2 separate regions of the Homo sapiens genome follow, and region 1 is linked to region 2. Evidence: read pairs that join two places in POLR2A ChIA-PET (ENCODE). Cell type or tissue: MCF 10A. All regions are shown on one strand. Each heading gives the region's core, and the rest is flanking DNA. Links, peaks and the distances in the headings are about the cores only. Region 1 overlaps TBC1D22A (TBC1 domain family member 22A). Region 2 overlaps CELSR1 (cadherin EGF LAG seven-pass G-type receptor 1).

The links. ChIA-PET counts read pairs that join two places held together with the same protein. Peaks named below come from ENCODE experiments on the same cell type or tissue, not always from the same donor. Only the 100,000 strongest peaks of a DNase experiment are listed, where the experiment ranks them.
Region 1: POLR2A ChIA-PET joins it to region 2 with 5 read pairs; 1 of 35 experiments calls an interaction of 5 or more read pairs at or near these places.

What each region holds. Positions count from the first base shown.
Region 1 is chr22:46,826,264-46,835,543 of GRCh38, reverse strand. All of the region lies in intron 4 of TBC1D22A (TBC1 domain family member 22A), which reads right to left. Among named protein-coding and RNA genes, the nearest start is that of TBC1D22A, 68 kb to the right of the region's middle. RefSeq lists a silencer at 8,140-8,298. In MCF 10A, for the core only: no CTCF peak of the experiment used is centred there; DNase peaks (open chromatin) are centred at 5,013, 5,903 and 6,263.
Region 2 is chr22:46,523,475-46,532,754 of GRCh38, reverse strand. All of the region lies in intron 1 of CELSR1 (cadherin EGF LAG seven-pass G-type receptor 1), which reads left to right. Among named protein-coding and RNA genes, the nearest start is that of CELSR1, 9.5 kb to the left of the region's middle. RefSeq lists an enhancer at 4,038-4,539. In MCF 10A, for the core only: no CTCF peak of the experiment used is centred there; DNase peaks (open chromatin) are centred at 4,384, 6,544 and 6,804.

The DNA.
Region 1 (9,280 bases), core at 3,424-7,423, 300 kb before region 2:
CTAATTGGGTAATTTCAAATGACCTGTCTTTGAGCCTACTGATTCTTCGGCTTGTTAGAGTCTGTTGTTAAAGCTCTCAATTGCATTTCATAGTTCAGTCTTTGTATTCTTCAGCTCCAGAATTTGTTTGGTTCTTTTTTATGATTTCTCTCTTTGTTGAACTTCCCATTTTTGTTCATATATTATTTACCTGATTTTGTTGAGTTGTCTGTTTTCTCAATTGTCTTAAATTCTTTGTCAGGAAATTTGTAGATCTCCATCTGTTTGGGATCAGTTACTGAAAAGTTATAATGTTCTTTTCGTCAGGTCATGTTTCCCTGACTTTTCATGTTAAGTCTTGCATTGCTGTCTTTGCATTTGAAGTAACAGTCACTTTCCCCAGTCTTTACTGACTGGCTTCAGAAGAGAAAGATCTTCCAATCAGCCTGACTAGGAATTCTGGGAGCCTCTCAGACCTTTCCTATTAATGTACCCACTCCACTCCTCTTGTTCCCTATTTGGGGGTAAGTCTTAGGATTCTATACCTTATCTCAATCCCACAAAGCCAGGCCAGGTGTCACGAAGCTTCCATTTATTTTTCCTTAGGGCAGTGCTCAGAAGTGTCTAAGGTTAAGTTCTTTCTCTCAATATAGGAAAGTCAAGCCAGCTGTCTGTGTCTGCTTGTACACAATCTGCAGAGGCTCACGTGCTGTCTACAGGGGTGCAGTTGTGCCAGCTGCCAAGGAAGGGAGGCATACAGAATGCTGGAGGCATATGTGGGCTAGGTGGGGGTGTCTGCAGCAAACAGATCCTATGAAATTTGTGGACTAGCCTCTTAGTGAAGTCCACAAGGCAGTTAGTAGAAACTGTAGCCCTTTGTTGAGTTCCATGCCCTGACTACTGACAGTCCCAGCCCCTTTTCCTTGCTCTTAGTTGCTCCCAAACTATTCAGTCATGCTGATCCACTCAGTGTTCTGAAAGGGATGAGAAAGGAGTGGGCCTGCTGGAGAGCATCCCACATGGCTGGGGTCACTGGGTGTTCACTATGCTCTCACCTTCCCTTTTGAGAGAAATCAAGAACCAAGGGAGTTGGCACTGAGCTATGCTGCCTTCAGGGAGGGGTGTTATGGATAAGTGAAACTCTTCTTCTTACCCTCTTCAGTGTGTCTATTCTTGAGTGATTTTCTCCAACAAGACTGCTAAGACCTCTGCACTTGTACTCCTGTGCTCCACAGGGGTACTCTCACCTGTGGGCATTTGTCAAAATCAGTATTACTGCTGGGGGGGATGAGGGCTGAAAACTCCTATTTCACCATCTTTCTGACATCATTTGCCACAGTGTGCTTTTTTATTCTGGTATTTCCTTATACCCTTGAGTCTCTTCCCTATTTTAGTCAACCCAGCAGTCTGTATTCATTCCTCTTAATCAGGATTTGAGCTTTGCACCTGCTCCTTTTGGCTGGGGTTGAGTCTACTTCAGAGGCTAGGGATATAGAGGGTCCAAATACAATTTAAATAAGAAAATGCTACGAATAAAAGTGTTGAGAAGAATAAGAATTCTAGAAAAAAAGAAAAAGAAAATGGAAAGAAAAGACTTTTAAAATGTTAAGGCATCTGGCAGAGAGACCAAATGGGAACAAAAACCCAATTCCTCTCTCCTGACAAGTCCTTGCACCCTGGCCTATGGTTGCTTCAACCCACAAAAACGCCTTTGTTTATCAGCACTCAGGTATCAGTAGGCTGGCATGCAGTTGCAGTTTTACCCAAAGACAAGGCTCCAGGGAAACTAGACCTTTCACTGCTCTGGAACCACCTTCACAACTTTACTCCATTGCTTCTTCTGGAATATTATCCCATCTCTCCATTTCTTCAAGACCAAGCTCCTCTGCTCAGTTGTCACCTTCTCCTTTAAAAATGTTCCTGATCACTCCAGCCAGATGTGTTCCTCCCTTCCTTTGAATATTCGTCCTTTCTCAGTTGCTGGCTTGAGTCTTATCACCCCCACGAGTCATGAAGACCTTAAGGACAGGGACAGTAGCACAAAGCCCTTCAGGCAAGGCAGCTTGAGCCCAGTAGAAGAATGTGCCGTGGGACTCAGGAGAAGCCACTGTGCCTGCAATGCAAGGAGCCGGCCGGCCATGCTGGTTTCTAACTGCCGATCTTGAAAGGCCCTCAAGTGGTGACAGGTAGCTTAGCAGTTACCATGAGCTGGTCTAATTGAGCATCCCCCACCTACAATTCAAGTAGGTTTATAATAGGGCCTGAGCTATAACCTTCAGTCCAAACAACTTAAGCTTCCTATAAGTATGGTCCAATAAGTTAAAAGTCACATTAGTGCATTGACACACAGCAAACAAAGATTCTAAACACTGCCTAGTCATCACATATATAAAATTAAGACTTAAATAGAAAGAGATTAACTCATATGTATCTTCCCACTAACCTGAAAGTTTCAAATCACAGCTTTAATTGAGGCTGGGCCTCCTAGTCAGGAGAGATCTAACCTTGCCTCTTCCTGGAGCTGCCCAGGCGGACAGGGCCTCAGAATGCATACATGCTTTGTGCTCTACAGGCTTCTGCTGACACTCATGTTCAGTCTCCAAGAGGAATCCCCATGCAGCTTAGCTGGGGATGGACACCATCCGCCCTTCCCTGTCCCTGTTCTATCCCTTCTTCCTCACATTCCACAGAGCCAAGTGGAAGCCAGGTGACAGAAAGCGCATTCCAGTGCCTGCTGGCCAAAGTCTGACCAGTGAGAATGTCGCTGGCCAATGACTTCAGTGGCTTGTTAGCACCAGATATCCAAACATCAGCCAAATAATTATCATTTATTTCCACAGAATAAGAATAAATGTATTTTACATATTTTTATTAAAATATTTTATGTGGACAACATATTTTATTTATTTTTCTTTTTTGAGACAGAGTTTCGCTCTTGTTGCCCAGGCTGGAGTGCAGTGGCGCGATCTCGGCTCACTGCAACCTCTGCCTTTCTGTTTCAAGCGATTCTCCTGCCTCAGCCTCCTGAGTAGCTGGGATTACAGGTGCCCGCCACCACACCCAGCTTTTTATATTTTTAGTAGAGACAGGGTTTCACCATGTTGGCCAGGCTTGTCTCGAACTCCTGACCTCGTGATCCACTCACTTCAGCCTCTCAAAGTGCTGGGATTACAGGCGTGAGCCACTGCGCCCGGCCCCAGCCAACATATTTTAAAAGAAAACGTACTCTTTTCCATAAATCATAACTTTCTGGGACACAATTAAGAAGGGCATAACAAGATTTCTAAAGAGAGACAACGTGACTTCCCCACACACAGGCCCACAGCTCCCGCTCTGGATCTGCCCCATGGCCACCTGGTCTCCAGTTTGGCCCTTCCCTGCCATGATGCATGGACTGTCTCTCAGATACAAGGGCAAAATCAGGCCAGACATCCTGCCCAAACCCAGCCTCTTGCTGGGCCCCCACCATTTTCCAGAACATGAAGCCGAGAAGTTGACTCAAAAAACAAAAGGAATAAGAGAAATACTGACTTGCCTCCCTAAAATCCTGCACTTGCAACTGATGGCTTTTATCCCACTTGGAAAGATACAATAATAATGAGGGGGGAAAGGACCTTCCAACATTGATAACACCAAACAGCAATTCACTGGAATCAGCTAATTTTAATATTTGAAACATTCCAACATTGTATCCTGTCCTTCACTTTCCTGACTTCGCCACGATGATCTATCGCTCCTTCTCTTTCAAACGGATTGCCAAACAGCATTTTATTGGGGATTTCCTCTAAAAGGTAATTGGAGGTTCCTGCAACCCAATTTATAGGTGCATTGTTTCCATTTATTTTAATTTTATTTATAGCCTTCTGCCAGAGCCCGCTGGGCACAGGCAGCTATAAATCAAAGATCACAAACACAGTGCTGCTCTGTTCCTCTGTGGATGCTCACGTATCAGGGGATTGTTTGGTAAGCTCTAATAGGAATACTAATTACTTTTTCAATCAGACCATGGGTGTGAACTCACTTGAAAAACTGCATAAAACAAAATTTCATTATATACTAGATATGATCTTGAACCAAAGGACACCAGGAGTGGTCCTACTTGAGAAGGAACACACAAGCCACGTGCTTGTGCTCCGAGTCCGGGAGTTACTGCAGGTTCAGGCTCATCTGCTGGATGACCTTGGAGCAGGTATCTTGACCTCTGTGGGCCTCGGTTCCCACAACCGTTAAACGAAACAGTGGTAAAGAGAATCTACTCTGGAGAGTTGCTGGAAATCCAACAGGAGACTCTACAGAGACTCCTGCAACAATGTCAGACACACAGGAGGTCCTCCACGTCAGCATCCTCCCTCCTATGGAAATGTCAGGGGTGGGCTCTGTCCATGCTCTCTGCTCCTGCCTGACAAGAGCCCACTGGGTGATTTCGTCCACCAACACCTCCATTCTCATGGTGCCAGGACCCAGTGGCCAACATCAAATGCCTTCGGCCTGCCCAATCTGCTCTTCCTCTCGTGTCCTCTTAGATGAGGTCACTGTCATCCACCGTGACTCCAATGCCCAGCATGACTCACTGGGACCCTGAGGCTCCCTCACACCACCAGTCACTAGATTCTCTGACTCCATCTTCCTCGGAGATACCTCTTAAAGCTTTTCTTTCTTCAGCATCCCCACTCCAACAGCTTGACCCTCTGCCCAGAGCCCGCTCGGCACAGGCAGCTATAAATGTATTTCCCACCTACGCTGACCCTGAATCTATCTGCACTTTTCCAGGCCACTTGCACCAGAATGAACTTTCTAAAAATTATAAATAGGATCACATTACTTCCCAGATTCAAATCCTTCAAGTGCTCTGAGTAGCAGCCTGTATCACTGTTCTTGAAGATTCACTTCCCTGTAAAAGGATTATACATTCCTGCCCATTGATGTTGGGCTTGGCCTTGTGCCATCAGCTGGCCCACGGAAAGTGATGTGACACACACTGTCCTGGCAAAGCTCAAAGAGGCACTGGGACCTTCCACCAGCCCTTTGCTTCTGCTCTGTGCCATGGGAGCGGTCCCAGACAGACTGCACTTTCCAGCCAGGGCTGGAATGAGGACACACACAGAGCTGCTCACAGCTTGCAGCCTACATGCAACATGACGCCCTGCGATTTCTAGCCCTGGGAGATCTGAGGGCTGCTGGAAACACTGCAATCACTGATCTGTCATTTATTGAGAATAGGGCCCTACCCTCCAGGGGCTCGAAGGGTGATGGGAAGTAGTGTGAGTGGAGAGAAGTCACATACGATGAGCAGTCACTCTCAGGCCTGGCAACCACAAGCCTTCAGAAAGCAGACCATCCACCATGCCAGCCTGCCTCCAGTCACTCGCCTCAGCGTCCCCATGCATTCCCGCCTTGGGTGCGGCACGCCTGATGCCCACAATACCTATGCCCAGCTCCACACCCTTCCAGCCCTGCTGTACCATCAGCAACTGGGAAATGTCTCCACTTCAGATCCTTTCCCCACCCAGGGCTCTGCGCTCACAGCACCAGGCAGACATTCTGTCTCTCGCCGAGCACAGCGCCTTGGGAACAAAGCCAGTCTCATTTCCCTGTGTACCCCTGCTCCTTTCATGGTGCCTAGTACTGAGCTGGCACTGAATCTGGTGTCTTGGGATTTTTTTCTTTACGACCTCCATTGTTTAGAAATATCAACACACACAGTTCCTACAAAATTGTTTCACGCGGCACTGAACTCCAAACCTCCGGCCCCCAAACAGGAAAAGAGCCAATTTTGGAAACAAAGGCTAGAGATAACCTCAGAAATCCATGGAGGCAACTAAGAGCCAGAAGACCTTTTGGAGGCATAGAAACGCCGCTGGCCCCATCGGGATGAATAATAGCTGCATTAGCATTCCCTACCTTGGGCAAACAGGCCACTGTAAATGCTTATTTTATGACTCAGTCTTTCATAAATTATGCAGTAAGATTCTCTTAACTTGGTTTTTCTCTGGCCTTCCCAGATGCAGTATTAACTTGGCAGCAATGTGAAGCAGATGTATTCTCTCCGTGCTAGTAAGTCGGTTAGAAGAGTTCTGTCTCTAATCAGCAGCAAAAGCAGAGGTGACTTCAGGAGCATCAGGGAGCACAGGAAGAGAGAAGCAACAACAGGACCATCCCTCACAAACCCCTACTCACCAGGCCATGAAGGGGGTGAGTTCCACAACATACATTTTCAAGACATCCCAAACATTACCTAATTTCACCAGGTACCTACGTAATATGTGCCCTGAACCACGGAACCTGAAGATGAATAAGATGCACCCCTACCCTGAGGGCTCACAGCCCAGGCCACAAGTAACTATGAAACAATGCGTTTGATTACTGCACAATTAATTTTGTAAGGACAGAGAGAAGAGTCAAAGAAAAAAGAGCCACAAAGAGGAGGTGCTATTTGATCCGACACTTGGAGAATGCACAGAAGCGAAGCAGGGAAACCCCCACCCCTGACCACCAGCAGAAATGTGGAGGGGGTGGGGGACACATCTGGGCTCTCATCCCAGACCTGTGACATTGGAGAGTGTGTGACCTTAAGGACTTTGTTTACTGTATCAGTGCCTCTAGCTCATCTGAAACAGACAATATAGAACCTGCCATGTAGGTCGTTTCAAGTATGAAATAAGACCCATGAGGTACTAAGAACAGCACCAGGCACAAAGGAAATGAGCGCTCAACGTGAGGGCGTGTATCTGTGTGTGCACATGTGCACAGCTCACCTGAAGAGCAGAGATGAGCCCATGTGGCTAGAGTGACAGTGGGTGGCAGAGAACAGTCCAAACAGAGACAGGAGGGTGGGAGAAGGCCTAAGTGGGAGGTGGTGAGAGGTGTGGCCTCCTGTCCCAGGCTGAGGAGTCTGGACTCTGAGCTCCATGCAGGAGGCTAACCAAGGATCTGAAAGCAGAAGCTCAGGTAAGCAGACTGGCCTCTAACAAGATCTCCTGTGGGAGACGGGCAGGAAGAGGTAAGCTGGACGCCCTTGGGCCAGACGGGAGACTCCCAAAGCGGCCCAGGCCAGAGACAGGGAGAGTGTGAACTCCAGGACAGGCCGTGGGAGTGGGTAGAGAAATGCAACAGACAAACATCTCACAGTGACAAACATCTCGCAGTGGCCCAGGTAGTTCTTCAAGTGGACATGTTGTTAGAACCAGAATGTGAACAACTAAGAGGACAACAGGCTGCTTCAAAGGCTTCTTGCCTTTTCAATCTTTAATTCCTTTGTCTTTCTTCCTGCAGAATTATGAGGCCTCCATTTTTTAACTTTATCACACTTACATATATTTATTAATCCGTGGGTGAGAAATCATGCTGAGCAAATGTATCCCACCTCCATCCATTCTCTCAAATACAAAAGAAAAATCCCACTGGAGTCCTGACGCTGCACCAGAACCTCTGCTGTGTTGGAAGGCACGGGAGTGTGGAGCAGCCCCCTGGCCTCAAGATGCTTCTAATCTTAGTCAATGGCACACGGAAGTCCCTGGGGCGTGAAAGTCCTGGGAATAATCTGCAGTGACACCTTGTGGGGAAATTACACTGCACGACGCACAGGCCTAACAACACTTGAGATTGTGTTAGGGTGGGGAGCACAAAGGGGAGCACCCATGCCATATATCCGCACAAAGAGCTGCAGAGCGGCCTTAACGCTGCTCACGTGGTTGAGACAGACAGTCCCTGCGGATAAGACAAGCACCTCCAGATGAAGTCTTCACTGCCCGCCCCAGTAGAAAGTGGCCCATCATCCATCATCCTGGGACCCCAGTACGCTCCACCCAGGTACTCTCAGAGAAGAGAGGAGTCATAGGTCACCCTTCAGAAGCCCACCTAAGGCTGAGACCTCACTCACACCACCAGGCTGCACAAAGTGACCAAGCCCACACGCATCCTCAAGTGGAAATGACAGCAGCTCTCTCTGGGCAGGCCGATCACCTAGGCTGATCAGACGTTCTGCTGGCGGCCAGGACTCGTTTTGATACGAGAAGACTACGACTTATAAAATACCATTTGGTACACGCATGTTCAAAAGGTAAGTCCGTGAGAAAGGAAAGCAGATTCCGAAGGGGCTCTGGGTGGCTGAAATGCCTTAGGGATAGGCAATGTGGGTGAGGTAGTCATGTTTTAGAAACACAAGCTGCACCGATGGTGAAAATGCCAACGTCATTAAGAGGACATTGAACACAGTTTTCTCCCGAGGTGATGCATTCGCTGCATGGGAGCTCAGGAACGCCGACTCGGCCTGCATGACTTGCCCCACGTGAGGTCACAACACCATCGCGTGGTGACGGCGGGCAGAGCACTCTCCAAGGTAAGTTAGAAGCCTGACCTGAACAGGCAGGGGGCGCCATGGGACCCGGGAGACCCCACTCACCTGAGGACACAGATTATAACCAAAGAGTGCTGAGGAATCGTGGCACTTATAAATAGGTCGTGAAGATAATTTTAACATAATTTGCTTTCCAGGCACAAAGAACCCTGTCAATCAACTCTACAACAGGATAGAGGAAAGAGTCTCTGTTGATGGCTTCCTGGCAAAGGAAGAAAAACAGATTTTACAGTGAGCTAATCTGTCTTTCAAAAAAAAAAAAACGGAAACTAAAACCAGATTTACGTTTTCGTGTATTCATTCAACAGCTATCTGAGTGCTGACTGCAAGCCAGGAACCGTCCTGCACAGCGTCCACAAGTTTCACTCTGGATGGGGCAAGCGTCTGCCCAGGTTCAAATCCTGACTCTGCTGCGTGGGTGCTATGGGATTGTCCAGTCACCCCTCTGAAACTCATGTCCTCATCTCTAAAATGGGTACAACACTTCACTTTGTAGGACCATAGCACTCAAGCAAGCTCCGGGACAGTCTCCGGGACCTCGCTTCCACCCAGGCTGGCCCTGCTGAGCCTCACAGGAGCCCTGGGTGCCCAAGCTCCACCTGCATCCCATCCACCTTCCAGGACACCAGGACACGAAAAGCCCTCTCCCAAACACACTAGGACAAGACAAAACCATCAGCGAAAAATCCGCTCAGGAAATTGACAGCAGAAACACAGATGGCCCATAAGATGTGAAAAAAGAAAACTTGATCAAGTCTTAAAAATAGGCATATCTTTGGAAACAATAATTTTACATTGAGTAATTATCCCAAGAAAATAACCAGAGATGAGAGCTAAGATGTGAGTACTAAGATATCTGAGGCAGTGTTTAATGGGAAAAACTTGGAAGAAACAAATGGAGAACAGGGGCGGCCAGGAAAGTGTGGCCCAGCCAAACAATGGAAC
Region 2 (9,280 bases), core at 2,842-6,841:
AACAGTAAAGGTCCCCCAGTGGCTCTTTGAGGTTTGCCTGACCGTGCATCCAAGGATGCTGGTGCAGGCAGGTGACCTTATTTATAAGCCCAAACTACTGCCAAGAAGAGCTCAGATTGGCTGGCTGTTTGAGTCAGTGTTTCAGAGAAATTGTTTAAACAGTGAGTTATTAGGATACAACTTTGCCACAGGAGCCCTGGAATAATTAAAAAGTTAACTTTCTGATTTGTTTCGTTTCCAAGGTTGGCTGTTATTCTGTAATATAGGAAGGGTTGGATAGCTAACAGCTTCCAGTTACAGTTTGCTTATAAGATGTGAAACTTACAGGTTCAGTTTTGGTATAATACAAACCTTCCGCACAATTTTGGCAGTACAGTCTATTTGTCGGTGAATATTTTAGGTTTGTGAGATTGTAAACGTGTAGAGAATATGGAATAGGCCCTTAAGGGCGAATTAACCGGGGTTATGGATATTCTTAGGAAGTTTTTCTTCTATACCACTTTATCTTATAGATAAAGCACAATGGGAAATTTGGCCTATTTAAAAATGACTTGGCCCAATAATAGGGTTTAGATTTAATGAGGGACGAGATAGTGGGAACAGATCCATGCTGGGGGCAGGGATGTTTTGTGTGTCTGTGGTATCAGTAATGTGGGCCCCCCCGCTGTTAGCCAGACAGCAGGGTTTAGGATGGATTCCCTTCCAAGGAGGTTGGTTCCTGAGAGCTGTCTCACCTGGGGCGCAGCTTAGACCACAGTTGAAAATGGGCTGGGGGCTCCACACTATGTAGTCATCCAGTCTCAGTCATCCAGTTATTGGCTCTGCTCCTTTGTGGACACACTCGTACTCTCGTGTAAATCAGGTGCTGTGTCCTCATGCATCCACACCACCCCCCAGACCACCACCGCCCCAACACACACCCGGATGACAGTGGTTACCTTTGACTGGGTTCCAGCAGGCGGTTTTCTTTACTCTTTTATTTGCGCTCTCATGTGTTTCCCTGGTAACCGGGAGCTGAGTGGTGTCATGCTGCTGCTCATTTTACAGATGCAGACACTGAGGCCCTGGGGTGTTGAGTGGCCTTCTCAGGACTGCACAGCCAGTGGGGGGCACTCGGCGTTAAACCACGATCCGCAGAAAGCAGCCCGCTCTTCGCATTCCCCTCTCTTCCTTTGGAGAACATTTTTGACGAATTAGTTGCTAAACTGAATTATTCCAGGGTCAAATGGGTGCTTTAAAGCAGGCATATGACCAGGCGCAGTGGCTCATGCCTGTAATCCCAGCACTGTGGGAGGCCGAGGCAGGTGGATCACCTGAGGTCAGGAGTTCAAGACCAACCTGGCCAACATGGTGAAACTCTGTCTTTGCTAAAAATACAAAAATTAGCCTGGTGTGGTGGCGAGCACCTGTAGTCCCAGCTACTCGGGAGGCTGAGGCAGGAAAATTGCTTGAATCTGGGAGGCGGAGGTTGCAGTGAGCCGAGATCCCACTGCTGCACTGTAGCCTGGGTGACAGAGTGAGACTGTCTCAAAATAAATAAATAAATAAATAAATAAATAAATAAATAAAAGGATGCGCAGAAATCTCAGACCATTCGACTAGGATTTAATGCTCCAAATAAGTAAATCACTATTGACTATAAGATCTATGGTTCCAGACAGCAAAGCACCGGATAGAAAACAGACCAAACAAAAAGATCAGCCCTTGAATTATCTGGAGGTTTTATTAAGGAACAATGCGGGGAAGCGGTGGTTTCAAACTCATCCACTGTTTTCAATGGAGTGTTGTTGCTTCCCCAGGATTTACAGCCATGCCCTAAAGCCTTTGATGCAATATGACCAGCCTGGAGGTGCTGTATGCAACAGGCCAGCCATCGACTACGTTTAGTGGGAGCCATTCCAGGAAGGGCTGCCAGCTTTCAGCAGAGGAGCCCAGGAGGGAGGAGCGCATCGGAGGGCAGGGCCTGGGAAGGCCCACGTGGTGGGGGCAGTTCATTTAGCCTGGCGTGGGGTTGAACACTGTGACTGTGACTAGATAGTTGTTGGTGGTTTTATGTAGCCCACCAAGGAGAAAACATTTTTTGAAAATTTTTTGAAGTCAGAAGATAGTGAAATTCAAATAGCTGCCAGTTTTGAATGACATCCAGCGATACAAGATGTTCATTTTTTGCGATAGTTTTTGAATGAGATTTTAAATTCTGTGATAGGAACTTTTTATTATGAGCTTGTATAAAGGCTGTGTTTGCGTTTTTCAGGGCAACGTGGCTGATGACCCAGTGGACAACTCAAGCCTTGAATGTGCTCTGCCTTCTTTCTGGACAGTGGTCTTTCAGAAACATTGACATTCTTTGTTTTATTTTTATTTTTGAAAAACAATTTATATATAATGAATTATATATAATATATAATATATGTTATAATGAATTATATATAAATTATATACACAAATTTATGTGTGTGTATATATATATGTGTGTGTGTGTGTATGAGACAGGGTCTTGCTCTCTTGCCCCAGCTGGAGTGCAGTGGCATGATCACGATTCATGTCAGCCTTGATCTCAGCTCATTGCACCACCACACCTGGCTGATTTTTTTTTTAATTATTTGTAATAGAGACAAGGTCTCACTATGTTATTCAGTCTGGTCTCCAACCTCTGAGCTCAAGTGATCCATCTGCCTTGGCCTCCCAAAGTGCTGAAATTATAGGCATGAGCCACTGTGCCTGGTTAGATGTATGTATTTATGAGGTACATGAGATATTCTGGCACAGGCATGCAATGTGTAATGATCACATCATGGAGAATGGGGTCTCCATCCCCTCAAGCATTTATCCTTTGTGTTATAAACAGTCCAATTATACTCTTTTAGTTATTTTTGAATGTACAATTAAATTATTATTGACTGTAGTCTCACTGTTGGGCTAAATACTAGGTCTTATTCTTTTTTTTTTTTTGAGATGGAGTCTCACTGTATCTCCCAGCCTAGAGTGCAGTGACATGATCTCGGCTCACTGCAACCTCTACCTCCTGGGTTCAAGTGATTATCCTACCTCAGCCTCCTGAGTACATTGGATTACAGGTGCACGCCACCACACCCAGCTAATTTTTGTATGTTTCTTAGAGACAAGGTTTCACCATGTTGGCCAGGCTGGTCTCGAACTCCTGACCTCAAGTGATCTGCCTGCCTTGGCCTCCCAAAGGGCTGGGATTACAGGCGTGAGCCACTGTGCCTGGCCTTATTCATTTTTTTAGCTATTTTTTTGTACCCATTGACCATCCACCTTCCTCCTGCTACCCCCTTCCCAGCTTCTGGTAACCATTCTTCTATTCTCTGTCCCCATGAGTTCAATTGCTTTGATTTTTAGATCTCACAAGCAAGTGTGAACGTGGGATATTTGTTTTTCTGTGCCTGGCTTATTTCACTTAACATAATGACCTCCAGTTCCATCCAGGTTGTTGCAAATGACAGGATCTCATTCTTTTTTTTTTTTGAAATGGAGTCTCACTCTGCTGCCCAGGCTGGAGTGCAGTGGCACCATCTCGGCTCACTGCAAGCTCCGCCTCCTGGGTTCACACCATTCTCCTGCCTCAGCCTCCTGAGTAGCTGGGACTACAGGTACCCGCCACCACACCCAGCTAATTTTTTTGTATTTTTAGTAGAGACGGGGTTTCACCGTGTTAGCCAAGATGGTGTCGATCTCCTGACCTCGTGATCCACCTGCCTTGGCCTCCCAAAGTGGTGGGATTATAGGCGTGAGCCACTGTGCCCGGCCCAGGATCTCATTCTTTTTTATTTTTATTTTATTTTATTTTATTTTATTTTATTTTGAGACAGAGTCTCGCTCTGTCGCCCAGGCTGGAGTGCAGTGGCGCGATCTCAGCTCACTGCAAGCTCCGCCTCCCGGGTTCACGCCGTTCTCCTGCCTCAGCCTCCCGAGTAGCTGGGACTACAGGCGCCCGCCACCACGCCCGGCTGATTTTTTTGTATTTTTAGTAGAGACAGGGTTTCACCGTGTTAACCAGGATGGCCTCGATCTCCTGACCTCGTGATCCGCCCGCCTCAGCCTCCCAAAGTGCTGGGATTACAGGCGTGAGCCACCGCGTCTGGCCTCATTCTTTTTTATAGTGGAATAGTACACCATGGTATATATGTACCACATTTCTTTTCTCCAGTCATCTGTGGCCGGGCCACGTCATTTTTAATTCACTTTGAGTGTGTGTCCGTGGGTGCAGGGCTGTAGGCCTCTTGTTGCAGAATGCGGAGCTTGGGAGAAAGGCGATGTCCCTGCCTCTCCTGCTGTGTGTGTTGCAGACCCATGGATGTAGGAAAGTGGCGTTTGTGGGTGAGAATGATTGGCGGATGAGTCATTCAGGCATGTCAGAAAATACTGAAACTCGGTGAAATAACAGGATTGAGTAACCTTCTCGCCGTTGACTTTGGTGGAGAGTGGATGGTATAAAGTCGTCTAGGCTTGATAAAGCTTCCCTAAGTGTTTGCCTAGTTAAATACAGGATATTGCAGTGGCTTTTAAACAGACGATTGCAAAGAAGGAAGTAGGGGCGGGCTACTGTTCAGGCATTGTCTGGATGCATGGCAGCGTGCTTTTCTGGAACTCACAGGGTAGGGAAGGATCGGACCTTTTTTTTTTTTTTTTTGAGACAGTCTTGCTCTGTCTCCCAGGCTGGAGTGCAATGGCATGATTTGGCTCACTGCAACCTCTGCCTCCCGGGTTCAAGTGATTCTCCTGCCTCAGCTGCCTCAGCTTCCCAAGTAGCTGGGATTATAGGTACCCGCCATCATGCCTGGCTAATTTTTGTATTTTTGTAGAGATGGGGTTTCACCATGCTGGCCAGGCTGGTCTCCAACTCCTGACCTCAGGCTATCCGCCCGCCTCAGCCTCCCAAAATGCTGGGATTACAGGCGTGAGCCACCGCTCCCAGCCTGGGTCGGACCATCTTAAATTGCTTCAGTGGCCAAGCAGGATTCTGCCAGTGTCAAACCTTCCCAGGAGAGTTCAGTGCTTTTGGCAATGAGTTAACCATTTCAGAGCTCTGATAAGTCTGGAGACAGTGGCTTGCTCATACCTTGAGAAACACTGCCTCAGAAATAAGGAGTGTTGGTTTGTTTATTGAGCACCTGCTGTGTGCGAAAGCCGGGAGAGCCAGTGTGGTCCTGACTTCTGCGGCTGGGTGGAGATGGACCATCCGATGAGCAAGGGGGCTGAGCTCAGGGGTAGAGTGGTGACACCAGGTGCAGGCAAGGGCGGGCTGGGACTCTTCTCTACCCCCCTGGACGTGTGCAGTGTGTGATGGGCAGGGAGACCGGGAGTCAGATGGATCCCCCGGGTCGAGAGAGGGCTGACTGTGGAGGGTTTGGTGGGCCCCCTCGGGAGGATTTAGGCAAGAGCTGGGTCCCATGTCCCAGCTGCTGGGCGGTGAGAGTGGAGGGGAGGGAAGCTGGGGACATCATGCTTGCTCCAGCATGGGGGTGGCTGAGGAGGGCTTTGCCAGCTTAGATGGTCAGACACATCTCAGCCGATGTGCTCCATGTGCCGGGAACCCTCCCAGGCTCTGCAGGCCCCATCGCTTGCAGTTTTCCAGCCGCCACACTGTGGTATGGAAAGTACCGTCGCCACCTCCATCCTAGAGATGAGCAAACCAAGGACAGGGCTCCCAGGGCACCAGCTTGTGATGGCAGCAGTGGGATTTGAACCTGGACCGGGCAGCTCCTAAGGCATGTTCCCTGTCTGTGCCTTCCAGAAAAAACTGGCTCTGGGAGGATGAGAGTGAAACTGAGAGAGGTTCGTTCCCTGAGCCAGAGTCCTTACCGGGAATCGGCTTTGGTGAGAAGACGTGAGGCCATTTTTGGCCCCGTGTGGCTGGGCGTCTTTGAGAGTGTCCTGAAGTTGATTGTGTGTGCAGGTCCAGACTGGGGAGACCAGCTCAGGTTATGGACACAGAAGTGAGGGTGCTGGCAGTTAGGAGGGGACCCAGGCCCAGCCTTGAGGAGCCATGGCCCGAATAGCCTCCTGGGTGGGGAACAGTCTGCTTGGGAGCTGGAGCAGGAATAACCACGTGCAGGGGAGGGCCCACGGGTGCAGGCCCTGGAGGCTGAGGGAGGGCGAGTGTCTCCGAGGGGGTCATCCGTGATGGATGCCGTCTGGCGGTTGGAGAGCCTGGGGACAGAGATGTGATGGGTTAGCCAAGGGCAGGTCCTTGGTGGCCTCTGTGAGATCTGAGTGGAGTGGTTTGGGGGTGCCTCTGAGAAGCAAATGACAAGGTTGCTGGCATGAGTGGGATGGGAACAGGACCCAGCCTCAGAGGGAAGGCAGGGTGTCATGGGGACAGGCCTGCACAAGGCTGAGCTAAAGGCCCAGCAGAGTTGGCGGGTTACGCACAGCACCTAGCTGTCCTGCAGCCTAGCGTGGCACTGGCCCGTCTCAGGGGCTTTGGGAGTGGGCAGTGTCAGGTCTTCCTCATTGTCTCCCAAAGGGCTACTGTGGCCAAGCTTCGTAGACGGGTTTGCCAGGACAGTAACTTCTGCCTCTCTCTGAGTCATCAGACCTGGAGGGAATGGAGGAGCAGGAGGCGGACGGGAAAAAGGGGCCTGGGAGAATGGAAGGGGCCACAGGTCCACGGGACATGGACTCACCAGGGCAGGGCGCCCACCTCAGCACCAGCTGCCCGGGGACAAGAGGTCTATGTCTGGCCCCATGTACCGACCAGGGTGTTGAGAGACCATTTTTAAAAGTCTAGGTGAAGTAGCAGGCAGGTGAAACTCCGGGCAAGTTCCCAAAGCCCTGGGCAGGAGCCGGCAGGAGGGGCGGTGCTGGCCACGCCTGGAGCGGGCCCATGTTGCTGGGCGTGCCAGAACCCCACGCTGGCCCCAGTGTCGCTGCTGAAGGGTCCCCTTGGGTTTGGGCTGGTGCCTGTGCCTGCACATTTTGAAACCCGATAGCAGAACCTGTTGAGGAAGGGGATAGGTGGGTAGATGGGGTCTGGGGCCCCTGGCAGCGGCCACCTTAGCTGGGGTGTGGCCTGTGGCCCGGTGCCACGGGGCTCATCCCTGCCAGCACTTGGATTCAAACAGAATTAGATGTTATCTTCTGGGTGCAGCATGTAGAAAGCAGTCCTGAGTTTGGTGTGATTTCTTCAGTTCACAGCCTTGGGGGAAATCGTTTTCTAATTTTTTCTTCTTTTCCTGTAACCTGAACACACGGGTTCATATAAATGCCCCAAATTCCCTAGAATGAAATTCCTTAATGCTGGGAGGGGTTGTAGTAAACAACCCTCTTTTTTTTTTTTTTGAGACAGAGTTTTGCTTTTGTTGCCCAGGCTGGAGTGCAATGGTGCGATCTCAGCTCACTGCAACCTCTGTCCCCTGGGTTCAAGCGATTGTCCTGCCTCAGCCTCCCGAGTAGCGGAGATGACAGGCGCGCACCACCACACCCGGCTAATTTTGTATTTTTAGTAGACATGGGGCTTTCTCCGTGTTGGTCAGGCTGGTCTTGAACTCCCGACCTCAGGTGATCTGCCCGCTTCGGCCTCCCAAAGTGTTGGGATTATAGGCGTGAGCCACCACGCCCAGCCGTAAACGACCCTCTTTAATTCAGTGACCCAGCCTTCCTCTTGCTTGTTTTGGGAGGAAATTCAGGTGGAAGTTCAAGCCATGAGGGTCCAGAGGCCAGTCTTGCAGTAGTGGCCGCTCCTCTTGGAGGCCCCTGGGCTTCCCTGTCCTGAAGCCTGTGGACCTGGGGCCTGGTAGGCGGTGTGGATTATTTCTGGAATGAGCCGGAGGGGACCCTCGGAGGGGTGAGGGGAGGGGGCTGCCTGCCAGGTGGAGGGCCCAGTGCCTTTACTTGGGGTACAAGGGGAGCTGCGCAGAAGCACGGACAGCCCCCAGGAGCCGTTTTCGTTTCCTCCCACACGTGCTGAGGGACTCGCCCTGGTGAAGGGATGGGCATTTTTCAGGAAAACACCAGTGACTGAATTCTTAGGCTTTTGCTTCGGGTAAGGACTTGTGGATACCTTAGTAATCAGGTCCCCCTTTTGGGCGTGAACATTCCATAGCTGGGAAAAGCCCCACAGCAGCCTTTTAGTGGGGTCATCCCTCTAGCGCCTGTTCTCTTGTCCTGGATGAAGGCCAGGGGCTCTTAAAAAGCAAACAAAACACACAGACAGACAGACACACACACACACACACACACACACACACGCACACAACGGGGGTGGGGGCCGTTTTCAAGGTCATCGTGTGGGGTAACACCTTTCCTTCCAGCCGCCCGACACACCGACTTCGCCCCTTCCAGTTGTCATGGGGATTGTGCAGGGGACAGGATGTGTCCCTCAGAGCTGCGGGCCTTGTTTGGAGGCTTACGCGTGTCCCAAGCACAGGGGGCAGGCCTGTAAGAGGGGAATCATGTAGCAAGGAGGCTGGCCCAGAGCAGGGGTGATTGAGAAGTGGGCGCGGGACCGCCTGGGTCTGTGTGCTTCCCACCACCGCGGTGCCTGTTCAGTCTGTGCCTGCATCGTCTCAGTGAAATCTTACAGGATCCCCATGGTAAGGGCAGAGAAACTGAGGCTAGAGAGCTTGTAGCGACAGGAAGAGCCAGGCGCAGACTCTGGGGTCTGTGTGCTCTAATCGTGGTGCTGACAGCCATCTTCGGTCCCCTCTGTCTGTCAGTGGCGAGGCCCTGGGGCACAGAGCTGGAGGTTTCTGAGGACGGAAGCTCAGTGCAAGTGACTGCGTTGCCTGAAACGGGACGGCTGAGAGTTACCTGCACATGGTGCCTGATTGTGGGGGTGGGCGACAGTGGCAGCCGTGCTGCAGGACTGTGGGAGGGGCTGAGGCTGGAGAAGGGGCTCCTTGGAGCCTTCTCTGGGTCCTTGTGGGGTCTCTTATGGTAGAGCTGTCACAAGAAGCTGTAGAGTGAAGGACTGGTGGGCACCAGGTGCAGGGAGGCAGGCATGTCACTGGTCAGAGCTGGAGGCTCTTATTTGGGGAGCCTGGGGAGGGAGATACCAGATGAGGAGCCTGCTCAGAGCAGGGGCTGACGCACCTGTTGAGGGGCCTTCCAGCTCAGAGAAGCTGCATTGTACTAGCCGGGGAGTCGCCTTTCTCCTGCCCTGTATTCTTCCCTCCCTCCCTCCTTCCAACTATCCATCCACCCATCAAGATTTTTCTTTCTTTTTATTTTATTTATTTATTTATTTATTTATTTATTTATTTGAGACAGAGTCTCACTCTGGCACCCAGGCTGGAGTGCAGTGGTGCAATCTCAG